Regions from separate parts of the Homo sapiens genome. Here region 2 is linked to region 1. Evidence: chromatin loops called from intact Hi-C (ENCODE). Cell type or tissue: MCF 10A. All regions are shown on one strand. Links, peaks and the distances in the headings refer to the core of each region. The heading gives the core; the rest is flanking DNA.

Region 1 (5,390 bases), core at 322-5,321:
ATGAGTAGTACCTGATAAATGAGAAAGAAAGGTCAACTTTTGATAAGGGGAATAATATCTCAAGTGAGTCACTTTTAAGATATTCAGCCTTTACTTCTGTTAGCCTTAGTGGATATGGTCCTCTACATCCTTCCTGCCACCTTGCATATTGCCTCTTGTAAAAAAAAAAAAAATCACCACATTCCACTGATATATCATTAAGTCAAAGAACAGTAGATATAACTGCTTCCATTTGAGCCAAACTCAGAGAGTTGAGAAAATAGTTGAACTTTTTTGGGGGTCGGAAGGGTACCACTAATTTGATCCAGAAGATACTGGGGGAAAGGAGGCCCTTCACTCATTGAAAATACAGCATTCAGAGGGAAGAATTGGCAACAGGAACTTGGTCACAGGGAAATCCAGGAAGTGGTAAGCAGAGTTTTCTGGAGGATAGGTGGAGCACAATTTAAAAACAAAAAACAGAAACAAAAACCAATGGGTAATGTACAACCAAAAAGAGAGCCCAGAGAGCCATCTAGCTGCAGGAATTTGGCATGAAGTTCAGGGTTGAGGTTGGGATTCAGGGACAGGGTTCCAGACCTATATGTGTGTTTCTGTGTGTGTGTGTGTGTGTGTGTGTGTGTGTGTGTGTGTGTGTGTATGGGGTGGTGGGAACATGCAAAGATTGAGTGAACAAAATCTTTTCTAGGTGACAGGAATTAACCAGCTCACCAAGGCTGGAAATGGTCAGCATAAGAGCAGAGATCAATGGTAAAAGGCATCCTGATTGTGGAGACACTAAGTACTAGAGCCACACTACCTGAGTTCAAATCCCAGCTCCAACACTTACCAGTTGTATGATCTCAGGGAAGTTATGTACGCTCTCAGTGCCTCAGTTTCCTCATCTGTAAGAGGGAGAATAAAAGTATTCATATCATAGAACTTTAGTGAGGATCAAATTAGTTTATATATATTTAAATGTTATATAAATTTGTAAAAGTTCCTGGCATATATGCTCTATGTGGATTTATTATTATATGCAGCTTCCCAAAATATCTGAGCAAAGACAGACTAAGACAGAATCTGCAAATACGGGTCAGAAGAATCCAGGGTTCCTTCCTCCACCAAACCAGTCTCCTGCCTTTCAGTTTCCTGATCAAGTTTTACCTGATCAATGTCAGTTGTCTGTGATATAGTTTGATTATTTGTCCCTTCCAAATCTCAGGTTGAAATGTGACCCCCAATGTTGGAAATGGGGCCAAGTGGGATGTGTTTGAGTCATGGGGGTGGATCCCTCAAGAATGGCTTGATCCCCTCCCTATATTAATGTGTTCACAAGAGACCTGGTTGTTAAAAAGAGCCTAGCACCTCCCTCCTCTTTCTTGCTCCTTCTCTTGCCAAGTGACATGCAGGCTCCCCTTGCCTTCTGCCACGAATAAAAGCTTCCTGAGGCCTCGCCAAAAGCAGACGTGGTTGCCATGTTTCTTGTACAGTCTGCATAACTATGAGCCAAATAAACCTTTTTTTTTTTAAATAAATTACTCAGTGTCAGGTATTCCTTATAGCAATGCAAAGCAAACTAATTAAGTCTGCATGTTACTCCATTATGTCTTCTATCATGGTATGCCCTTTTTCAAACAATGCATTATTGAGTAGACCTCTTTGGTACCTCCTGATGGGGCATGTGCTCAAGTTATAGGAACTAGAAGGTGCATGGTGCTCTTTATTAACCAGGAGCTTGGTGAACAGAATGTTTATAATGGTCCAAAAATGACATTAACACAGTTGTCCTGCTTCTCTGGGTTTCCCTAAAGCCAGTGTCGAGTAAATTTACGTCTTGGAAATTAACCCCTAGAATGTATGAGGAAGAGACCAAGCAGTGAGGTCAAGCAGCCCCCAAATACAAACAGGCCACAGGTGACTTAACAATGAAAATAATCCAACCAAAACTGAATCCAGTGGAATTTTGAAGAATTTACCTAAATGGTGAGAACAGTCTCTGTCTTTTCAAACTTTTTCTGACTTGTTTGAAGCAAGTCTCAAAATGCAAACACGGAGCTCAGGAATGAATACTGGAGGGCTCTGACAGCATCAGCAAGCCAGACGTAGACATTTCAGGGTCGGTTGTGTTTGTTGAATCTTTTGTTACCAGATGTTAATAGAGAGGTAAAACATTAAAAAAAATACGTGGCCCCTTGTCACATCAATTTTATATATGTGTGTGATATATCACCATTTTGTTTCCAGATGAAAGAGAGTAGATACTAAGTAGGCAAATGCAATTTATATTAGAAAAATAACCTGTGTTTGATTAAATAAATCTAATGATCAGTACTATACTTTATTTGTAAACTTACCAGTAATAATTTTGTTTATAAGGCTATGTCCTTTATAAAATTTTATGAATACCAGAATGTATTACTCAATGAGCTATTTTATTGAGCAGTTATTATATTCAGGACAGCATACTTTTTTATCAATACAGAAATAACTGCCAGCAACCTGGAAGTATTATTGCAGGCCTTGTCTTGTGGGACACTACAAAAGTTAGCCATTTCTGCCTATCAAACAACAATTTAGTAAAATTGCATTCATACTGCAAGACACTGAATTATCAATGAGCTCTAAATACCACTAAATTCACATCAAGATAGATAAACACTACTATCTTGTCAGTTGTACTTATTTTCTTCATCCTCAAGAAGCTGTCATCGAGGCCATGTTCATGTGTTTTGAAATAACCACAGTTGAAGAGAGACTTATTTATTGTTGTAGGTGCATTCTTATGGCCAATTCCTGTGGATTTGTACTCAGTGCCAAAGCAGAATGAGTAATGAAATACCTATCCCAATAGGTAGCGAGCAATCTAAGAGTAAGAGCCGTGTCTTGTTTATCTGTTTTGACTGGCTTAGAGTCTAGCAGTTACTTAGAGTGAGAGATAGTGAATGTATATTAAGACCAAGGCACTTGTTATGGCTGAATTGTGGCCCCTCAACCCGAAGTTTATTACTTATGTTGAAGTCCTAACCCCCAGTATTTCAGAATGTGACCATATATGGAGACAGAATCTTTACAGATACAATTAAGTTAAAATTAGGTCATTAGTGTGGACCCTAATACAATAAGACTGATGTCCTTATAAGAATAGATTAGGACATAGACACGCAAAGAGGGAATATCATGTGAAGACACATGGAGAAGATGACCATCTACTGGCCAAAGAGAGGTCCCCAAAAGGAACCAACCCCACTGACACCTTGATTTCAGACTTCTAGCCTCCAGAAATGAGAGGAAAAGAATTTCTGTTATTTAAGTCACCTAGTCTGTGGTACTTTATTATAGCAGCCTTAGCAAACTAATACAGCACTTCCCGTGGCTGGTGGTGTTTTCCATTTCCTCAGTTTCGGTGGGCTTTCTCTAAACTTTTTTTTTCATCGAATATAGGCATTGCCTTGACTTTTCTCTCATGGAAACTCACTAGTTGCTGTTTGCATTAACTTAGGAAATCGCACCTTAATTTTTCCCTGTGGTATTCATCCACACTCTTGTCCCACTTCCAATAAAATTCTTTATTTGGCTGTTGATCTACCATTTTCCAAAACTTCCTGTTCTTAAAATGCCTAGCTTGAAAGCCCTAAGCCTTCTGGCTTATTCCCATCCTTTGGAAGGAGAAAGGTAACTGGTATTTGTGGAGCATGCTTCCTATAGCAAAGCATTCTGCTAGGTCTCCCATACTCCTCTCACCTCCTACTCCTCTAAAGCCAGTGTGATACCCTCAGCCATTCTGGGTTTTCTTGTAATCTTCTCATGTTCAGCTCTCTGCTCTTGACATTAGTGCTTTGCTGGAAAGAGGGATCCTAGGGGTCAACACAGTGCTTTTTACTCAGGTTTTTAGATATAAAATGTTAAATAAACCTATAATAATTGAGCTGAAGGGACTCGATACTATTCAGAAATTGATTTGGTTAATTCAATCTTCTAAGTAAGTATGCACAATTAAGATATTGTAAAACGGTCCTGAATGGTATTGCCTAGGTTTTCTTCTAGGGTTTTTATGGTTTTAGGTCTCACATTTAAGTCTTTAATCTATCTTGAGTTAATTTTTTCTATAAGGTATAAGGAAGGGGTCCGGTTTCGTTTTTCTGCATATGGCTAGCCAGTTTTCCCAACACCGCTTATTACATTGGGAATCCTTTCCCTGTTGCTTGTTTTTGACAGGTTTGTCAAAGATCAGATGGTTGTAGATGTGTGGCTTTATTTCTGAGGCCTCTGTTCTGTTCCATTGGTCTATATATCTGTTTTGGTACCAGTAGCAGCTGTTTTGGTTACTCTATCCTTGTAGTATAGTTTGAAGTCAGGTAGCATGTTGCCTCCAGCTTTGTTCTTTTTGCTCAGGGTTGTCTTGGCTATATGGGCTCTTTTTTGGTTCCATATGAAATTTAAAGTAGTTTTTTCTAATTCTGTGAAGAAAGTCACTGGTAGCTTGATGGGGATAGCATTGAATCTATAAATTATTTTGGGCAGTATGGCCATTTGCATATTGATCCTTCCTATCCATGAGCATGGAATGTTTTTCCATTTGTTTCTGTCCTCTCTTATTTCCTTGAGCAGTGGTTTGTAGTTCTCCGTGAAGAGATCCTTCACATCCCTTGTACGTTGTATTCCTAGGCATTTTATTCTCTTTGTAGCAATTGCAAATGGGAGTTCACTTATGATTGAGTGAGTTTCTTAATCCTGAGTTCTAATTTGATTGCACTGTGGTCTGAGAAACTGTTATGATTTCTGTTCTTTTGCATTTGCTGAGGAGTGTTTTACTTCCAATTATGTGGTCAGTTTTAAGTGCAATGTGGTGCTGAGAAAATGTATATTCGGTTGATTTGGGGTGGAGAGTTCTGTAGATGTCTATTAGGTCCACTTGGTCCAGAGCTGAGTTCAAGTCCTGAATATCCTTGTTAATTTTCTGTCTTGTTGATTTGTCTAATATGGAAAGTGGGGTGTTAAAGTCTCCCGTTATTATTGTGTGGGAATCTAAGTCTCTTTGTAGGTCCCTAAGAACTCGATTTATGAATCTGGGTGCTCCTGTTTGGGGTGCATATATATTTAGGGTATTTAGCTCTTCTTGTTGAATTGATCCCTTTACCATTTTTTAATGCCTTTCTTTGTCTTTTTTGATCTTTGTTGGTTTAAAGTCTGTTTTATCAGAGACTAGGATTGCAATCCCTGTTTTTTTTTCCTTTTTATTTGCTTGGTAAATATTCCTCCATCCCTTTGTTTTGAGCCTATGTGTGCCTTTGCACGTGAGACTGGTCTCCTGAATACAGCATACAGATGGGTCTTGACTCTGTATTCAATTTGCCTGTCTCTGTCTGTTAATTGGGCCATTTTGGTGTACCTGAAAGTGACAGGGATAA
Region 2 (5,390 bases), core at 96-5,095, 950 kb before region 1:
GAATCCATGTACAGAATAAGAAAAATAATTGTAAATTACACATCTGACAAGGGGTTAATATGCAAACTATATAAGTAACTCCTACAAATAAACAACAAAGGTGTTAACCTGATTACAAAATAGGCAAAGAATTTGAATAGACATTTCTCCAAAAGCGATATAGAAATGGCTATCAAGTTAGGCCGGGTACAGTGGCTCATGCCTGTAATCCCAGCACTTTGGGAGGCAAAGGCGGGCAGATTACCTGAGGTCGGGAATTCAAGACCAGCCTGACCAACATGGAGAAACCCCGTCTCTACTAAAAATACAAAATTAGCCAGGCATGGTGGCACATACCTGTAATCCCAGCTACTCAGGAGGCTGAGGCAGGAGAATCACTTGAACCCAGGAGGCGGAGGTTGGAGTGAGCCAAGATTGCGCCATTGCACTCCAGCATGGGCAACAAGTGCAAAACTAGGTCTCAAAAAAAAAAAAAAAAAAAAAAGGCTATCAGGTGTATTACAGGAGACCCTACATCACTAATCATTACAGAAATGCAAATCAAAATGACAATGAGATATCACCTGACACCCGTTAGTAAAACAAACAAAAACAAAAATTAATGAGCGTTGGCAAGAACGGGGAGAAATTGGAACCCTTGTGCCTTGCTGGTGGGAATGTAAAATGATGCAGCCATTATGGAAGACAAAGTGAAGATCCCTCAAAAACACCTAAACACACCATTACCGTATGACCCAGCAATCCCACTTCTGGATATATTTCCAAAATAATTGAAAAAAGGATCTTGAAGAGATATATGTACATCTATGTTCATTGCAGCATTATTCCCAATAGCCAAGAGGTAGAAGCAATCGAAATGTCCATTGACAGATAAATGGATGAATAAAATGTGGTATGTACAATGGCATATCGTATTATTTCATTTTTAAAAAGAAAATTCTGTCACATGCTAAAACATGGATGAGCCTAGAGGACTTTATGCTAAGTGAAATAAACCATTCACTGACAGATAAATATTATATGATTCCATTTAAGTTAGATATCTGGAGTAGTCAAAAGCATAGAAAAAGAAAGTAGAATGATGATTATGAGGGGCTGCGGTAGGGGGAAATGAAAAGTTGTTCAATTCAGTAGGTATAGCTTCAGTTTTGCAAGTGAGAAATTCTAGAGATCTGTTATACAATAATATGAATATAGTTAACACTACTGAATATATGCTTAAAATGGCTAAGAGGATATGTTTTATATTACGTGTTTTTACTATAATTAAAAACGAAAAATAAAAGAAACTTCCACTGTAGCCACATACACACACACACACACACACACAAAATCAATCCACTTAAAGCCTTAAAACGTAGGACTTGCATATGTAACTTATCTGTGCATCAGGTGGCTTAAGGCTTGCCAGAGCTTACACAACCAGCTGGCTGTGAGCCGGAAGCCAGATTTTCTGAATTTCAATACAATGAGAGTTCCTCCAGAGATTCCTCTCTATCACCTTACCCTCTGTTAGCATGGAATCTAACACATAGGGCCTACTCCAGTAAAAATTTTGGAAGAAAAAAATGCCTCCCACATTGGCTAATCACCTCCCTTCTTAGTTAGTTGAAGGAAAAAATAGATATTTACCTCCGTTTTCTAGGTGTGTACCAGGACAAGCAATTCTGCATGTAAACAATTTTACTTCTGTTAGTAAAATGGACATGACATAAAGAAGCAAACATATTTCAAAATGCAAAACAATTCTGGAAAGATTTTAAAAAATACTTAAAATGGAGTATTGCTGTTTCGTGTCTCCATTTGACACAGACTCCACTGGGTGTTAACTTTTGAAGGTGTAAGATTTGCCACTGTGGTGCGTCTTGCCCCAAAATACACGTTTGCTACTGGTTTAGAAACGGATTCAAAATGATATTGTGGAACCTTTGGTTTTCCACAGTATTTTGGAAACCTATTATGTTACATACTTCTTTCAGCCACCAGGTGGCATGTGCTTTGCTGAGAAAATATACAATGAAACTGTAACTAAAGATGTATTCTAGTGAGATGAATTCTATCTAATTTTACATATCTAACAAAAAATAATAATGTTTTTATCATGAATTCAATCAGTGAAAAGCTATATTGTAATAGATTTCATAGTTATGAATATGTCATTTAAAGTCGGGAGCTGCAGGGTAGACAGTGATCCTAGCAAAGAACTCATAAATAAAATTTATAATTGATTTAAAGTAGTTGAGCATAGTTTCATTAATGTATATTTTCTTAACTTAAAGCATTATTATTTTTTTAATGAGCTGGTCTTTTAAAATGAAGGTAAAAAACCCACATACGCAATTTTATTATAATTTATAACCCAGGTTGTCAGTGATAAATCCACACACGATTACCTAAGTATCAGACCAAATAAAGGTAAAAATAGGCTGTAGTTTAGAAAACTTCCAGATATTAAGAACAATTAGAGGATAATTATTTATTTTACCAAAAATTATTCTACAAAAGTATTCTCTGCCGTATTGCTTAAAAGAGTGAATTTTGTTAGACCATTTAACTTTTCATCTGACTTATCACAAAAACGGGAAGAAAGGGCAACCAGATGCTTATAAAGTTGTGCCAACCTTGTGGGGGTGAAGAAGTCTTTGAAAAAGTGACAAGATAGTATTTACTATTTTCTTCTTTCTCAATAATTTACTTTTCTTTCTATCTCTAACCCCAAATCCAAGTAGATAACCATTTTTATGCTCACTATTCAGAAGAATAATAAAGCAGAAAGCAGAGAATATGAAATGTTCTTAGCTAGGGTTTTCAAAAAAAATTAAGCTTTTAGGAAATTGACATGCCTATTTTAAAAATATTTATTCTGTTAATCAAACCCTAAATGATATGCCCTATTTCTAAACTTATTTTTAATTGACAAAAAAATTGTATATATTTATGGTGTACAACATGATGTTTTGAAATTATACACTGCAGAATGGCTGAATCATGCTAATTAACATATGCACTACCTCATACACTTATTATTCTTTGTTGTGATAACACATAAAGTCTATTTTCTTAGCAATTTGGGGATACACAATAAGTTGTTATTAACTATAGTCACCATGTTGTACAACAGGCCCTTTGAAATTATTCCATCTAGCTAATCGCAATTTTGTATCCTTTGACTAGCATGTCCCCAGTCACTGCCTCCACCCCAGCCCCTGATAACCACCATTCTGCTTTATGCTTCTATGAGTTTGATGTTTTAAGATTCCACGTATAAGTAAGATCATGTGGTATTTGTCTTTCTGTGCCAGGCTTATTTTACTTAACATGATGTTCTCCAGGTTCATCCTTGTTATCACGATTGACAGAATTTCCATGTTCCAAAAGGCTGAATAGTATTCCATTGTGTATATATACACTCCATTTTATTTGTCTATTCACCCCTTGATAGACACTTAGGTTGACTCAATATCTTGGCTATTGTGAATAATCTGCCGTGAACATTGCACTGCAGATATCTCTTCCACATAATAATTTTATTTTCATTGGATATGCACACAGTAGTAGAATTGCTGGATCATATATTAGTTTAGTTTTTAATCTGAGGAAGTTCCATACTGTTTTCCACAATGGCTGTACTAAATTACTTTCCTACCAACGGTGTGTAAAGATTCCCTTTTCTCCATATCCTTGCCAAAGCTTGTTATATTTTGTCTTTTTGATAATAACCGTTCTAACGGATGGGAGATGATATCTCATTGTGGTATTAATTTTCATTTCCCTGATAATTAGTGATGTTGAGAATATTTTCATATACCTATTGGCCACCTGTATTTCCTCTTTTTAGAAATGTCTATTCAGATCCTTTCCTCATTTTATAAATCAGATTATTTGTTTTCTTACTATTGAGTTGCTTGGATTCCTTATATATTTTGGGTATTAACCCTTGATTAAATGTGCAGTTTGCAAATATTTTCTCTCATTCTGTAGGTTGTCTCTTCACACTGTCATTCGTTTCTTTTACTGTGCAGGAGCTTTTTAGTTGGATACAATCACATTTTTCTATTTTTGCTTTTGTTTCCCATGTTTTTGGGTTTATATACAAAACATCATTGCCAAGGCCAATGTCATGGAGTCTTTCCACAATGCTTCCTATAGTAGTGTCACAGTGTAAAGTCTTATATTTCTTATATTTAAAACTTTATTTTGACTTGCTTTTTGTATGTGATGTAACATGCAGTCTAATTCCCTTCTTCTGCATGTGGATATCCAGTTGTTGTTAACATTACTTAATAAAGAGAGTGTCCTTCCCCCACTGTGTGTTCTTGGCATCTTTGTGAAAAACCAATTGACTGTAAATGCTCATATTGATTTTGCAGCTCTCTATTGCGTTCCATTGGTCTATGTGTCTGTCTTTATGCCAGTACCATGTTATGTTGGCAACTATAGCGAGAGTGAGCATCCTTGCCTTGTTCCTGATATTAGAGGAAATGCTTTCAACTTTCCCCCATTGAATATGATGTCAGCTGTGGGTTTTTGTTATATAGCCTTTATTGTATTGAGGTACATTCCTTCTATACATAATTTGTTGAGAGTTTTTAAAATGAAAGCATGTAGAATTTTGTCAAATGATTTTTTCTGCATCTATTGAGATGATCATATAGATTTTGTCCTCCATTCTGTTAATGTGGTATATCACAATTTTTTAATTTGTATATATTGAACCTTCCTTGCATCCCAGAGGTAAATCCCACTTGATCATAGTGAATGATTCTTTTAATGTGCTGTTGAACGTGGTTTGCTAGTATTGTGTTGGGGATTTTTGCATATATTTTCATTAGGGATATGGCCTGTAATGTTCTTTTCTTGTAACGTCTTTGTTTGGCTTTGTTGAATATGACTGTTGACATAGTAAAAAAAAAAAAAAAAAATACAAGGGGAAAACAGAACAATATGAGCTGAGGATTTGAGGAAACAGGTTTCTCCTAGAGGCTAGATTAGATATCCCTGTGTGGGGAGGAAGGAGGCATTGTCGTATTCCAGAGCCAGAGTTTCAATACTCTACTTCCCAGGTGAAGCTGTGGGGAGGCACAAAACCCAAGAGAATAAGTGGCTGTGTAGTCAGTCTAGACACGTGGGGCCTTAGAGAGAGCCTCATAGGGACTTATCCAACTCAAAGTAGTAGAAAGGCATCAGAAAGAGTCCTGTGTGCCAACACTAGACCTAAAGGGGTTTTATGGGTGGAGCAAAGGTCATCTCATAAGCACCTTATCTGTACTGATGAGGCCACAATTGTCTCAAGGAGTGTCTTCATGGACAAAGGAGCGTCTGCAAGGACAAATGCCATCAAGGTTAATATGTGCCCTCTACCCTGCAATGTCTTGAGTAGATTTTAGCAT

The links. A loop is a pair of places that touch in the nucleus more often than their neighbours do. Peaks named below come from ENCODE experiments on the same cell type or tissue, not always from the same donor. Only the 100,000 strongest peaks of a DNase experiment are listed, where the experiment ranks them.
Region 2: a loop joins it to region 1, with 4 times the contacts of the local background. A loop is called at or near these places in 1 of 110 quality-filtered maps.

What each region holds. Positions count from the first base shown.
Region 1 is chrX:144,613,699-144,619,088 of GRCh38, forward strand. No RefSeq gene overlaps it. Among named protein-coding and RNA genes, the nearest start is that of SPANXN1, 630 kb to the right of the region's middle. In MCF 10A, for the core only: no CTCF peak of the experiment used is centred there; a DNase peak (open chromatin) is centred at 2,793.
Region 2 is chrX:143,662,516-143,667,905 of GRCh38, forward strand. No RefSeq gene overlaps it. Among named protein-coding and RNA genes, the nearest start is that of SLITRK4, 29 kb to the left of the region's middle. In MCF 10A, for the core only: a CTCF peak has its summit at 2,005 (motif pointing right); no DNase peak of the experiment used is centred there.